Regions from separate parts of the Mus musculus genome. Here region 2 is linked to region 1. A link is a loop called in an ENCODE intact Hi-C map of the cell type or tissue named here. Cell type or tissue: left cerebral cortex. All regions are shown on one strand. Each heading gives the region's core, and the rest is flanking DNA. Links, peaks and the distances in the headings are about the cores only. Region 1 has its middle 48 kb from the start of Gm39242. Region 2 has its middle 15 kb from the start of Psmd7.

Region 1 (4,401 bases), core at 212-4,211:
CCACACCTGCTTTTAGGCAACGCTGCTGATCCCACCCAGGGCTTCCCACAGGATAAGGAGGGGCTCTGCCATCTGACCTGCAGTCCAGGCTCTAGGTAGTTACCTCTTGCCTTCGCTCATTTACTGCCTGTTTGTGTCTTTGAGGAGCTCAAACCAATGTTGGGAATGGGTTCAGAGATGTGGGCAATGCTGTCATGGCAGAAACTGCTTCCCAGTTCCTTTGCCGCTGCCGCCACCACCAACATCGTCCTCCTCCTCCTCCTTCTTTTTACTAACCTTCTTTCTTTCCAAAACAACCCATACAAAGGTTCGACTGCTCAACTGTGAATCAAGAAGGATGTGTCTGTGTCAAGACACAACAAAGAGGAGGTGCCCAGGTTTGGGCTTCTGATGGCTTCAGAGTTAGGGACAGTGGCATATTTCAGGAAAGAGCCTGGAAGCAACTCTCTGGTCAGGGTCACCAGTCAGGCTCACTGGTATCCAAAGAGTCCTCACTTCCACCTGCTCAGGAAGCTTTTCTTTCTTCCTTCCTTCCTTCCTTCCTTCCTTCCTTCCTTCCTTCCTTCCTTCCTCCCTCCCTCCCTCCCTCCCTCCCTCCCTCCCTCCCTCCCTCTCTCTCTTTCTCTCTTTCTTTCTTTCTTTCTTTCTTTCTTTCTTTCTTTCTTTCTTTCTTTCTTTCTTTTTTTCTTCCTTCCTTCCTTCCTTCCTTCCTTCCTTCCTTCCTTCCTTCCTCCCTCCCTCCCTCCCTCCCTCCCTCCCTCCCTCCCTCTCTCTCTCTCTTTCTTTCTTTCTTTCTTTCTTTCTTTCTTTCTCAGAGAAAGCAAAGACTCAGACCTCCACAATTGGCTGATATGATATCACTAGTTCTCAGGTGTTAAAACACAACTCCTAATTTGCATTGGGCAAACCCTCTGGATTTTAAAACTAGTTTAGTCTTGATTTCCTGGCTTGCGTTGTTTCCTTTCAACACACACCTGCTAAATAAGATGTCTTCGTTAACACGAATTAAGAATGCTTTGTTCCTTTACAGCTTTGTGAATGAAGTTTTAGAAATGTGTTAGCATTTTTTTTCTAAAATAAGCTCCTTAAAAATATACAAATTCTTAGACATGAAACTAAAGAAAAATCTCTAGGCTTATGTGTGAAAAATATTTCTCTGTCTCTGTCTCTGTCTCTGTCTTTGTCTCTCTCTCTCTCTCTCTCTCTCTCTCTCTGTGTGTGTGTGTGTGTGTGTGTGTGTGTGTGTGTGTGAGAGAGAGAGAGAGAGAGAGAGAGAGAGAGAGAGAGAGAGAGAGAGAGATATGGGCTTTAATCATCACTGTACTTAGAAACATTAAAAGACCAAAGGAAACTTGTTTTTCATTGTAAGGAAAGGAACCGGAAACACTAGCAACATGTAAATATTGTTTCCTGGTAAGTTATAATCACATTACTCTTGGGTTACATGTTAGACCATGCTGATACCAAAAGACCACTTCCCAGTGGTGTCATTGCTTTGGGAGGCAGAGATAGGCGAGATCTAGCCCATGCAGTGACTAGGGTAGAACTGGCTTCTTTTACAAACAGGCATTTGGTTTTGTTGTTTGTTTGCTTCCGGACCCTCTCGTGTTCTAGTTGAACTCTTAGGCAAGATTCCTTAGACACAGACACTTCATGAATATCAGGCCCATGTTTCTCTGCCTACTGTTAATCTTACAGGAAGAGCCAAGGTAGAGTTGAGGTTTGTGGAAAAAAGTACCAGCCTCATCATCATATGGAAACAATAAGAATCAAGTTGCCACACTTCGTAAATCAGGCTCATTTTATCTTATGTTCTTTTGTTCGTTTTTGATTTTACACTTTTACGATGAACACACTTGGTTTGTTGAATGTACGCTGGAGACAGGAGCCTCCGTGGTTCCAGAATGTCCACTAGTGGGCGCTGCAGTGCTACCAACATTGTATGTATGAGTCTATATTTTTAATCCGAGCACAGTATTAAAGAAAAAAAAAAATCACAGAGTAAATGGTGAGTTTTCATCCCTTCATAGCAGCTTTCCTGTCAAGAAAGACACCAAAAATATAGCTGGAAGATGCTATCTGCTGAAATTATTTACTAAAATTTTAGAACAGAATGGCAGGGTGGGGATCTGTCCCGTTTCTGCCAACATTCATTTATATTTGCAAATTGTCACGTTTATTCTTGTTTGATAGGCATGGACTCTGAGTTCACATTATGCAGAAAAAAAAGGTACTTAATGGCCTAGTCCAAAATTAACACTACTCATTAGGCGAACACCCTGCCTTTTTTTTCTATCAAAGAAAGGCCGTTCATGTGTTCGGTCTATATGATTTTGAGTAGGAAGCAGTACGCGTTTGGGGCTAAGATGTCTGTTTGATATTTAGAGGCGAATTTGATGCTTTAATAAGGGAATCCTCTGTCTCCCTCATCCATCATCCCGCATCTTCATCCATCCAAACACCACTGTAAAGTTGTCAGAGCCTTTTCCATATTCAGTACTTGTATAAATAATGGCTGCTGTGATTTGAGGAAAAAAAAAGGCGGTGTGCATTTCCCAGTGATGTTATATATCTGATCACAGCCCTGGCGACACCTCAGAGGTTTTGTTTAAGCTTGCTGCAGCCTCGTGCATATCATTTAAGTCCTAGAGTCAAAGACCATTTTGTATGTTGACCATTATTGTGGTTAGTACTTGCTGAAATCAGTTTTGTAATGGTGGTGGTGATGGTGTGTGTGTGTGTGTGTGTATGTGTGCACGCTCTAGCGCATGCATGTGTGTGTGTATATATGTTTATGTGTGCATGTGTATGTATGCATATATGTGTGTATGTGTATATGTGTGTGCGCATGTGTGTGTGCACATGTGCATACCTGTGTGTTGTACAGCACGGATAGAACACAGCCTTTGCCTGATCATTTCATTTTTTTTTTTTATCATTGCCCATCACTTTTTCTCCTCTACTCTGCTGTCTTAGGGATTATGCAGGTTCAGTGCAATATTCTGAAATTAATCAAAGCAAGCAAAACCCCATGCCTTATTATCCATGGTGGGGGAGAGAGAGAGGCTTCCAGGACCCACAGAGCTTTGTGATGCCGGCCAGTTGTATAACTAGAATTTTATACATTATCTTATATATATATATAAAGAGGCTCTGGTTTTCACACAATGAAACCCTTTCATGTTAAGTTGTCCAGGCAGTGGATGGCTGCGTGTGTCAGTGACAAAGGCTTGCGATTTAACTGATGCATTGTACCCTGTTCCTTATTTAAATGAGGAACTCATGAGGGTGTGTGTGTGTGACAATATCCAATATCCATTTTTTTCTTTTCTTTCTTTCTTCTTTTTATTTTTAAGCTTAGCAGACCAACTCTAAGTCCCTAATGCAGTAATGCTGTATGGGTCATGGCAGCTTTGAAAAAAAAATGAGGCAAGAGCAAACTTCCAGCATGCTTATCCAGTCTGGACCTTGCGTTCTGTCTCATCTTTTGATAATCAGGCTCTCCAAATTATTTGTTTCCACTAAATTAGTGGCCATTGTACAGATTGCAGACACTTAGTCTGATTGAAAGTGATCAAAGGAGATTATGCACTGGGCTGGCTGAGCGAAGGTTCTGATTTGACCCACTGCCTGGAGAGAAAGTATCTAATCTTATAAACCCCATTCACTCCTGATGTGCTTTGTGACACTGCCCGGAACACATTAGACCCCTTTGTCTTAGTTCAGAGGAAGATGAAGGTGGGTTGGGTTGAGCCGGCACATGAGACAAATGGATGGAGACCCTGGGTGGTATTCTTTTCGTGGTGTCTTGAACTCTGTGTGTGTCAGGGTAGAGGGGGCTCTGCCTCCCTTCCCGATGGTAAATTCCCACCATCTTGGAGGAAGACACTGCTTCATTATTTATCAAGTGTGTTCTCGGTGTCAGAGGCTGTTACAGATCTTATGTTTCAAATCTAACCGTATTTATGTGTGTTTATGTAGCTTGTCCTACGAAACAGAAACATAGCCGGCCGTGTTTGCGGGTATGGAAGTGAGGAGAAGGAGGTGGGGTGGGGTGATGGGGAGATGACTGGCACTGCCCACTAGAACATCTGCCGTATGTAGCATGTCCTCCTGCCTCATCTGGAAAAGTGATTTAGATGGTCTCTCTCTCTCTCTCTCTCTCTCTGTCTGTCTGTCTGTCTGTCTCTCTGTCTCTCTGTCTCTCTGTCTCTCTGTCTCTCTGTCTCTCCCTCTCTCTCCCTCTCTCTCTGAATGCTGATTTCTGTTTTGTTTTTACAGAGAAAGAACCCCAGAGATGGAAAGAAAACAAAGAATTGTTATCTGGGAGCTGTTGGTAGGAGGTGAAGTGCATTCAGTCATGGAGGAAACCAGTGTGGAGGGTCCTTGAAAAATTGAAAA
Region 2 (4,401 bases), core at 102-4,101, 280 kb before region 1:
TGTGTGCTATTATCCAACTCCGTTAAGGTGTTGTGTTTGCCCGTCAAAGTGAAATGACTAGCAAATAGGCCTGGTAAGATGATATATTAGTGTATGTCACACACACATCACACACACACACACACACACACTCTACACAGACACACACACAGAAACCACACACAGACACACATAGACACACTCAGAGAAACATACACACACATACACAGAGACACACAGAGATGCAGACATACACACACAGACACACACACACACAGACATATACAGAAACACAGACACGCCACACACAGATGCACAGAGACACACATATACAGGCACACCATACACAGACAGGCACAAAAACACACAGACACCCCACACACAGACACACAAAGACATACACGCACACACAATACATGACGCATACACATGAACACAGGCACATATACAGATAGACAGACAGACACAAACACATACTCTCACACACATACACTAATATATAAAAAACAAACTTATGAAACCCTTTCAATGCTTATAGGATAAAATTCGAATGCACACATGCCAAGCTCTCTGATTACTTTTCCTTTAGCTCAGGCACAGTGGTGCACCCTGGGATGCCCGTTGGGAGCCTGAGTCGAGAAGAATGTGAGTTCACACATAAACCACAGGGCGAGAGCCTGCTCCCTAAAACTAAACAAAGATCAAAACCCAATCTCAAACTTTCCCTTCGTTACTACATACAATTCTTTTTTTAATAGATCCATTATTTTGAACCCAATTGACCTGTGTAAAGTGTGCGTGATGTCTAGACCGACTAATGGTATCCTTCAAAACCCAAACGATATATTTTGGACTATTTTCTCAAAGGAACTACACACCATTTTCGGTTATTGTCAAATAACCCCTTTATCATAATTTCCGAAGCTCCCCTTTGTAGCTGGAGTTGAAAGAGGTGAGCGGGTTGGAACGCCAAGCCAGCGTAAGGCTTAGCAGGGCAAGTGCAAAGCAGTTGGCTTCCCTCACAATACTTTTGCATAGGAGATGTTAGAGGGAAGGGGGCAGCAATAGCTCTGGGGAATCTTCTATAACTTGTACCCGGGAATGAGAAACTCTTTACTGCGCTGATATCTCAGCTGCTCAAACCGCCTTTTCGAAGCTAGTTCAAACTTGATTTTGATCAATTAAACTACCGGGAATGGAGACTTTTCCTTGAGCGTAGACTTAAGCTTTCACCTTTAAAATTTAAACTCCTTCCCTCTGACTTCAAAGAGAAGAAGTGCCGGCTTTTAGAATCTCATTTTTAATATACTGAAGCCCTAGGATAATATTTGGGAAATGAGGAAGGAAAAAATTGAAATAGTTAAAAGTTTGGTTTTTATCTGCTATTTGATACTGAATGTACAATGTCATATTCTGCAAGAATTTTTTTTTTTTTTTTTTTTTTTTTTTTTTTTTTTTTGAGCCAGGGACTCACTAAGTATATGGCTCAGGCTGGCTTTCAACTCTTCTTCTTCAGTATCTAAGGGATTATATGTGTGTGTCACCATGCCCAGCTTAGATACCGTTTAAAAGAGTGTATGGATGAATAGTGTTGTACTATCCTGATGAATTTTAGTAGGCTCTCTTGGTAATGTTTTGGAGTTATATATTTAAGTTAAAAAAAAAAAAAATCTTTGTTCCGCAACTGGAAAACAAATTGTTTAACAGGTATTTCCAGCAGAGGGCGCCATCTGACCATGGACGCGCTATCGCTACTTGCCAGTATCCTGTAGCCCATTTTATCAATATACATAAAAAACTCAATGTTCAAATTAACTAGTTCAATAAGTAATTTAGCTCATTGATTTTTGGGCATATCCTAAGTGCCATTACAAGCTACGGATATTTTAAATGCCATTACCTAATAGAAGGAATGTTTTAAGCACCTTTTATTGATTTTATTACTGCTTTATTTTGCTGTCTTGGTTTAAAATCATTTTAACCACTCCGTAATCAAGAAGAAATATATCGTTGGTGAAATACGGTCAATTTCCTAAAAACCTTTGACATCATTAAATAAGGAATAACAGTTGTTAAATCATGTCAGGCAATAACGGAGGGACAGAAGAGATATAAAGTTTGGAGCAGTAGGCCAGCATACCGGGAAAGCCCCATTGACCTTGCGCCTGCAGATCCCACATGCACCAGAAGCACTCGAGGTGGCTCATGGTTTTCACAAGCAGCAAGACAGATTTAAAAATCCCAGGCAGTCAGGAAGTTGGAGGGATGGTAGCAGGACGGGATGATTCTGGACAATTAGAGACTTTCTTAATGACCTCCTGTGATCCTCTGTCAAAATGATTCTCTATTTGGCAATCTCATTTGATTTTCTTGCTAGACTCTAGCATGTTGATAATCTGAAGAGCATGGAAGTGATGTACTCGTAAGTTTTTTCCCCTTCTCTTTTAACGTCTCCTTCTTATACCCGTTTGGTTTATATTAGCAGTAGTACGGAGCTGATCAGCTGGGAGAGAGGCAAGGAATCTGGCCCCTAGACTGCTTAATCAAAGAGCGGCAGAAGCAGGTAGTGAGCGCAAAGCCTTGCTCTAAGCCTGCTAATGAGTTGATTGCATTGACATTTGATATAATTTAACTGCAAATATCAATACTTGTATACGATTTAGAGCGTAGCTGTTGAGCTGTGATTAGAAGTTGAAAATGATTCCTGGTAAGAGACCACCTGGCTGTGACCCAAGCCCGGAGAACGCAGTTCTCCTCATTAAGTGGAATGGATCCAGAAAGTCAAGTGTTTTGATTATTAATAGAATCTCCTCCTTTTCTTTGAGCAAATGTTAGCTTCGAGAGGAAATTGATAATTATCCGAGGTCTGTTAAATGATCGTTTGGTGAGCTCATTTCATTCCTTCAAATGAGCTCGTGTCTCCAATTGTGGCAATCATTCGCCGGGCAGAAGAGAACACTAGCTCAAACCCTAGTGGGTGTCACTGACAATGTCAGTGTGGTCAGTGCGTCCGGGAAGAATTCATCCATTGGAGGCTGCAAACCAGATTTGGCTGAAATGTGCATATTTAGCCTATGTTAACTCATAAATTGGATAAATACGTTATGCTAAACTGCACTGAGTAAATATTGAGTATGCAAAACACTCTTGTAGGTGTCTCAAACACAGAGAATATAGAATCTAGATTCTCCTCTGTGAAAGTGATGAGTACAGCTCCTGCCCTGTGGGAAGGTTGGAATAGGGATGGGAGACTATGGAACAGGGAAACGCCAGGCAAGGGAATGGGGAAGTGGCTTTGGTAAAGAGCCTGGGACATCAGTGGCTGGCATTCAATAGACCAGCAACGCAAACAGCACTGTGTGCTTCTGGGGAAATTGAACGAAGCTTCTCAAAAAATAAAATCTGATTTGCTCTGTTTCTTTCTTTTTTCATTTTTTTTCAGTATGTGATGTTTCTTTATTTCCAAGTTTATTATTATTATTATTAGGTATTTTCCTCGTTTACATTTTCAATGCTATCCCAAAGGTCCCCCATACCCACCCCCCCTTTTTTCATTTTTGTTACGAAGTGTTTAATACACCGTGAAGCGTGTGTGTGTAAGATCAAGAAGAAAACGAAAATCTCTTTTCTTCCAGTGAGATGCAGAATCTTACAAACCCCTCTGAACACCCTGTGGCTCATAGCTCCTTCCTGCCTACCCCAGTACTTCAAATTAATATTATTTCACCCAGGTGCAAAATATAGGAATTTCTGGATTGGCCAAGATCTGCAACTTTTATTCTTACCTTTGGTTGGATCCATGAGAAATGAAATGAAGAAATATGTTGTGCTTGCCTGGTATGCTATGATTACATAGTGTGTGTGTGTGTGTGTGTGTGTGTGTACACATGTGCACACATACACACACACACACACACACACACACACACACACACACACTCATAAGGGATGGGGGTCAGAAGCAAAGGGAGTTCCAAAGAATTCAAGTCAAAATAACCTAAATAAAGGAAGAAGTTCAATTTACTCATATTTATTTATTTGTTTGTTTTAAGATTACAAGCATGTCTGCGTCTGTATGGGTTTATGTGTGTCTATGTGTGTCTATGTGTGTCTATGTGTGTGAGAGTGCCACAGAGGCCAGAGAATATTGGATATCCCAGATGTGGAGTTACAGATGGTTGTGAGCTACCTGATGTGGGTACTGGGGTCCCTTGCAAGATCACTACGTGCACTTGACTGCTAAGCCATCCCTTCAGCCCCCTGCTTGCCCAATTTTTCTTCCTTTGCCCGCCATGCCCAGATTGAATGGATAATTCCGATGACATGTTATGACTGAGCCACATGTTTGGCTCTGGGGAGTCAGTCACAGTTTTCATGTATAAAGGCTCCCACGTCCCATGAGATGCTCATCTGTTAGCTGGA

Evidence for each region. A loop is a pair of places that touch in the nucleus more often than their neighbours do. Peaks named below come from ENCODE experiments on the same cell type or tissue, not always from the same donor. Only the 100,000 strongest peaks of a DNase experiment are listed, where the experiment ranks them.
Region 2: a loop joins it to region 1, with 3 times the contacts of the local background. A loop is called at or near these places in 4 of 42 quality-filtered maps.

The regions. Positions count from the first base shown.
Region 1 is chr8:107,880,124-107,884,524 of GRCm38, forward strand. No RefSeq gene overlaps it. Among named protein-coding and RNA genes, the nearest start is that of Gm39242, 48 kb to the left of the region's middle. In left cerebral cortex, for the core only: a CTCF peak has its summit at 1,907 (motif pointing right); a DNase peak (open chromatin) is centred at 1,914.
Region 2 is chr8:107,601,519-107,605,919 of GRCm38, forward strand. No RefSeq gene overlaps it. Among named protein-coding and RNA genes, the nearest start is that of Psmd7, 15 kb to the left of the region's middle. In left cerebral cortex, for the core only: a CTCF peak has its summit at 1,696 (motif pointing right); a DNase peak (open chromatin) is centred at 1,700.